2 separate regions of the Homo sapiens genome follow, and region 1 is linked to region 2. A link is an interaction called in ENCODE POLR2A ChIA-PET data of the cell type or tissue named here. Cell type or tissue: A673. All regions are shown on one strand. Each heading gives the region's core, and the rest is flanking DNA. Links, peaks and the distances in the headings are about the cores only.

What was found. Peaks named below come from ENCODE experiments on the same cell type or tissue, not always from the same donor. Only the 100,000 strongest peaks of a DNase experiment are listed, where the experiment ranks them.
Region 1: POLR2A ChIA-PET joins it to region 2 with 5 read pairs; 1 of 35 experiments calls an interaction of 5 or more read pairs at or near these places.

Annotation. Positions count from the first base shown.
Region 1 is chr11:112,880,212-112,883,127 of GRCh38, reverse strand. No RefSeq gene overlaps it. Among named protein-coding and RNA genes, the nearest start is that of NCAM1, 80 kb to the left of the region's middle. RefSeq lists an enhancer at 886-1,386. In A673, for the core only: no CTCF peak of the experiment used is centred there; a DNase peak (open chromatin) is centred at 1,507; H3K4me3 peaks cover 757 bases; H3K27ac peaks cover 315 bases.
Region 2 is chr11:111,630,537-111,633,452 of GRCh38, reverse strand. The region is part of intron 3 of SIK2 (salt inducible kinase 2); the gene reads right to left. Among named protein-coding and RNA genes, the nearest start is that of SIK2, 30 kb to the right of the region's middle. In A673, for the core only: no CTCF peak of the experiment used is centred there; DNase peaks (open chromatin) are centred at 442 and 1,602; H3K4me3 peaks cover 222 bases; H3K27ac peaks cover 1,806 bases.

The sequences.
Region 1 (2,916 bases), core at 238-2,737, 1.2 Mb before region 2:
CAGTGTACTCAACTGTGGGTCTCAGACAGGTGCCTCCCCCACTTTCATGTAGACCATCCAGATTCCTGCTGTGTTGCCTACAATCTCAGAGATCACAGAGTGTGCCCTTATGTCCCATAGCAGCAGACTCAGGATGCCTGGCATTGCCTCCAGGGGATTCTGGCTTGCCTGTGTGGGCCCTGGTTGATAAACGGCTGTTTCACTTGCTCTCTCCCCGCCAGGCCTCTAGGAAAGACCAGCCCTTATCATGAATGAAATGCCATACTAAATATCTTGGGCATGAGGCCAGTGAGCAGGGCTGTTGCGCAGTGCAAAGAAGTTGCTATAAGACTCTAATAGACATACAGCTTTGGGAAGAAAAGATGAGCAATAAGACATTTGTCTCAAGAGCCAGATGCGGCTTCATCACACCTCTTGTCTGATAGGAGCTGGTCTAAGTCTGAGTAAACAGGCACTTAGTACAGGAGATTTAGAAGACAGAAAACCCCTGGTCACTGTGGTCTTTGGGGGAGGAAGTGGCTAAATAGGAGCTTCACAATATTTGTGGAAAATAATGGTGTTATGGGCTCACTTGTATTCCACCTAAAATTTGTATGTTGAACTTCCAATCCCCAGTACCTCAGCATGTGACTGCATTTAGAGACAGACTGTATTTTAAAGAGGTAAAATGGCCCTAACCCAGTATGACTTGTGTCCTTATAAGAAGAGGAAATTTGGATAAAGACATGCTTACAGAGGGAAAGGCTATGTGAGGGCACATTGGGAAGGCAAGCCAAGGAGAGAGGGCTCAGATGAAATTAACCCTGCTGGCACGTTCGTCTTCAACTTGCAGCCTCCAAAAGAGTGAGAAGATATATTTTCCTTGTTCAAGCCACCTAGTCTGTGGTCCTTGGTTAGGACACCCTAGTCAACTAGTACAGATGGGTAGGGGGTGGTGAGGGTCTCCAGCCCCCATGCAGGGGCTTTTGGTCTGTGATTTGCCACTGTGGGTCACTGCAACTCCTCTGGGGGTGGGGGGGGGGGGTCTCCCGACCCATTAGGTAGCGCCCTGTCGCCCTGTCACCTGCTCATAAACATCTTATTTCTCTTGCTTGGTTCTCATCACACGCTCATAGAAGTACTGCATTTCCTTACTTCCGTCTCCCCCACTGGACTCTGAATTCCTTGAGGGTAGGGATTGTGCCCTTCTTCCCAGTGCCTGCCACAGAAACGGTGCCCAGTAAACACGTATTTGTGGAATTGATGAATTGGAGTTGGTCTCTGCCCTGGGTGTTTCCCATCAGTCTCGCTGTCCCGCCCTTCTGCCCTTCTGAAGCCCATAAAACAGAGTCTGCTCCCCAAGCTGGCCTGGCTCGGGTCGGGGCTCGCAGCGTCCCCTCCCCAGCAGCTTTCGCGAGTGACTGGCAGGGCTGGGAAACAAGCCCACCGCGGGAGGAGGCTCCAGACGAAATGGCCTGGATGGGGGAGCAAGACGATTGGGCCCTGTCCTGTCCAGCGATGTGATTGGCTGTCTGTCCGAACAGGCTCCTGTGATTGGCTCCCCAGGCAGCAGAGCGAGGCTAATGAATCCCTTCCCTTTAGGCGTTTCCTGCTAGCTTTCTGGCAGGGAAAGCAGGGTGGTGGCTGTCGTTCTAGACTGGTCCTTGTGTGCTGCAACCTCAAGGTGCAGAAAATGCTCAGAGCCCTAGACAAACAGTCCTTCGCTAGACCTGCCTGGGAAGGGGATTAGCTACGGGTCAATAGGGGTCTAACACAATCTTTCTGTCGGGTAGACAAAACCACCATTGATACACCTGCTCTCTGGAGTTGACACCTTTAACTCAAGGCAGAAAAGCAAACCATCTAAATTCAGTCCTCTATCTTCACTTCTTTTTTACTTTGGTTTCTCTCCTGGGGTTAGACCTGTATTTTTCTTTTTCTGCAAATTGAAAATGTAGGTTACAGGCTGGGCTGTCAAATTAGGAAGGACTAGCAGTTAGAATGAGTGGCTCTCCTGCCCTTAGCAGCCTGGAAATGTTCTTTACTATTCCAGCAGCTGCAGGGATATTTGGGAGTCTATAGTGATAATAATTATTGTTACTATTTGCACATTGAAGCCGCCAACAGTTCACACATTATAATGATTCTGTATACAATTTTAATCCTACATTAATAGGCATTTTTCATTTGTCCTGAAAACTCTGACATAATTTACTTTTTTTTTTTGCTTCACATTTTACATTCTGCAGAAAAGGAAAACGTTGGCTGGGAGGTTAAATGACTTAGCTGAGACCACAGGTCTTATGCAGAGGGAGCTTGCAGACACCTTAGATGAAGAAGTAGTATGGCTACCACTGTGGCTGGTGGGGGAATGTATATGGAGGACAAGGGAGGCCAGTCTACTAAGTTAAACTCTGCGGACTAGAAAATCAACACCTGACCTCGTTTCCAGGAAATGTTAGTTCTGCTTACTCCCAGAGTGGGGTTTGTCTGTTTCCTGACTGGTTCCTGCACCGGACAGGCCTTGAGGGGGTGACAACCACAGTACATGCCAAGTGAGGGTGATGACTAGAAAGAAGGTTTCCTGTTCCCACCTCTCTCTTCTCTTCTGGTCAGCACTCCTGCAGAAGCATAGGAAGGTGATGATGTTTGTCATTTATTCACAGAGATATTCCTGTACTCCCTGCTCTCTTTCCCCCTCTGTTTGAGTAGGGGTCCCCCAGAGAGTACTTCTTAGATCATTTATTTTTAATGGGATTTGAACAGCTGAGCTGGTGTGACTGTGCCTTGGGTTCCTGGTACTTTTCTAGTCTTTTCTGGACTTTCTGTCATGCCAGGTAGGCTTACTGTTTGTTTTAATTTTGTGAAAGTAACACCAAGTTAAAAAAATAACTATGGAAAATGAGAACAAGGACAAATACATGGATATATGTGGAG
Region 2 (2,916 bases), core at 187-2,686:
CTACAAGGCCAAAACAGACTATTACACCATTCATTCAACAGGTATTTGTAAAACACTTTGTATTGTGCTAAAGTCCTCAACAGAAGCTTACAATCTATTAAGAGATAAAAGATACACATGCAGACTTTAAATAACAGTGAAAGGCAGTGTGTAGATAAATTCTAAAATGAGTTGTGCAGGAAAGAGAACTACAGTGTTCTCCTAATAAGAAATCAATGTGGATAGAATTAATTGAGAAAAACTTGACTGAAGAGCTGGAACTTCAGTTAGAACTTTTAAATAGGCAGTATTTCAATAGGCAGAGAGCAAAGGGCTTTAGGGCTCCAGATCAACATGAGCACAGAGTTTGAATCAGAGATTTACATGTTCTATTTTGAGAATATGGAGATTAGCTTAGCTATGGGTTTTGTGGGAGTTAATTAGATTTGGTCATTAGATCTGGTAAGCAGTTCATTGGCCAGTTTCCAAAAGTACAGAAGACAGGAGCCCAAACGCTTCCTACTTCCATTATAGATAAGGAGGGAATACAGGACCAAAGCCACATATTAAATTAAGAGGAACAGTTATATTCACTGTAGTTGACAAAACCATTAAATGCTTTCCCTGTTTCTATTCTTTACTGTTAATATATTAAATTAATGATATCCATCAAGATTCAATTCAATTAAATGACATGCTTAAGGAGATGAGGGGCGGGGCAGAAGAAACAGAAATGTGCAAAATCAGCAGACGGAAGCTTGTGAAGTTCAAAGAACTCTAAGGCGGCATATAATCAGTTAGTACATGAAGTCAGAATATGGCTTCAAGTCTTGGTTATGCCACCTACTTGCTTACTTGCTCTGTGACCCTGGGCAAATTGTGTAAGGTCTCTGTCCCTCAGTTTCTTCAACTGTAAAATCCATCTTATAAGGTTTCTGAGAGGATGAAATGACATAGTTTATGTACAGGACTGAACACAATGCCTGATATATGGTAAGAGTTCAAGAAATGATAATCTTTCTTGCTATTATTTTTAAGGGTAGGGTATATAGAGTGCAATGATCCTTGATGACCTTGTTAAGGATCCTGGACTTTACCCCAAAAGCAAGGGAAGTCCCTGAAAATTTTTAACAGGATCAAATTTTTATTTTAACAAGATGACTTACTTAGTACCTCTTATTAGAAATGCCAAAGGAAAATTTTATTCTAGAATTTACTACTAAGAAAAGTTTTGCTTTCTTCGAGGAAGAGGTACCGTTCCTTCTCTTAGATAAAATTCGGTAAATGCCTGCATCTTCTATTCACTTTGACAGCCACAAAGCTTGAAGCCAAATGTGAAGTTCTTAGGCCCTTATGTCCTGCATATTTCTGTTCCTTTTTCCTCCTGACAATTGTTTTCTACTTTTATATCTATTTTCTGATTCAACTCTTTCTTCTTATTTATATTCTAGAATTTTGGGGGTATTATTCTCCTTTGAAACTACTTCAACTCTTTGTGGAATGAGGTACAATATAATTAACTGAACAAAAATAAAGGATAACCATCAGAGCCTCATAATGCATGAATCACACACCGTAGATGCATTCCCAGCATGCCACCATAATTGCTCTTTTGGCGTAAGCCTAGTCAGATGGAGCAAGAAAACCAGATGGCACAGGAAGCCTCTCTATTCAAGAAGTAGAAGAGAAAAGTGCAAAGACCTAAGGCCTTCCTGGAATTAGCAGGGCACGGTTAAGGCAACTGTGCTAAGAGTAGAAGAGAAATTGAAAGTGGCAAGCTGCTGGGAGTTATGCACAGACTCAAGGCTAGAGTTTTAAATATTTTTAATATATAAATGTTGTTCCCTTAAAGTACTTGAACCTCTTCAGTCTCTCCACTCTTCTATTATTCCAGCTCATAAGGCCCTTTTGTTGCTTCACTTATCTCTCTCCTGAACTTGGATCTCACAATCAGCCTTTTCAACAATGACCTCTCTGACCACAGCAACTCTTACATGCATTTCATCTTCCACCATTCTAATCCTCAACCTGGGCCATTCATTCATATTGTCTACTTTTTCTCCTCTTGGATTGAAAAGCACTGCTGATGTGAGTCTACCATAAACTCCCTCACTGCTAATTATTGATCCTTCTATTCATCCCCTGACAATCATATGAGCACTGCTAGCTGTTCTAAACCTTTCTCTCACTACAGTGTCTAATGTACTGCCTTTCTCTGATGTCTCATCAGCTACACTACAGAATGAAATACCTCTATCTTGAATCAACAAACTCATCTTCCTTCTATTCTACCACAAAGAGCCTTTGTAGGCCAGATCCTTGGCACAATCTCTAATTATCATTGTAACTGCACCAATGCACACCTTTTCAGAGAAGGAGGAATTCCTCTCTTCTAAACTAATCATTCCCTCTGTGCCCTTAATCCCATTGTCTCTTGTCTACTCTGGGACCTTATTTCACCATCTCTTTCTTCCTGCCTACATTCTTTTCTTTTCTAGCTGTTTCAAACACCAAGACCACAACCAAAACCATTACATAATACTGAATCCTATGTAGACCCTATTACCCCTCAATTCTTTCCTTCCCTTCTTTCCACCTTGAGAACTTCAAAAGGTAGTTTTATAATATCTTTCTCCCTTTATCACCCATGCATCCTTAACCTCTTGAAATCTGGTTGTAGCTTCCAGTTTACTGAAAAGTACTTTCTTTGAAGTGACTGGTGATCTCTTAATGACCAAATACCCCCACTTCATTCCAAGCTCCTTTGGCTAATCAGGAAAGAAACTGTCCATATTTCCCAAGCCACTCTTCTACTCCATCAATTCCTTTCTTCCACCTGCTTCTAATAAAAGGCATAACCAACTCACTTCTTAGCCTTCTTAATTCTGAAATCTCATTATTACAGCTTCATTGATCACTTCTATTCAGGTAATCCTC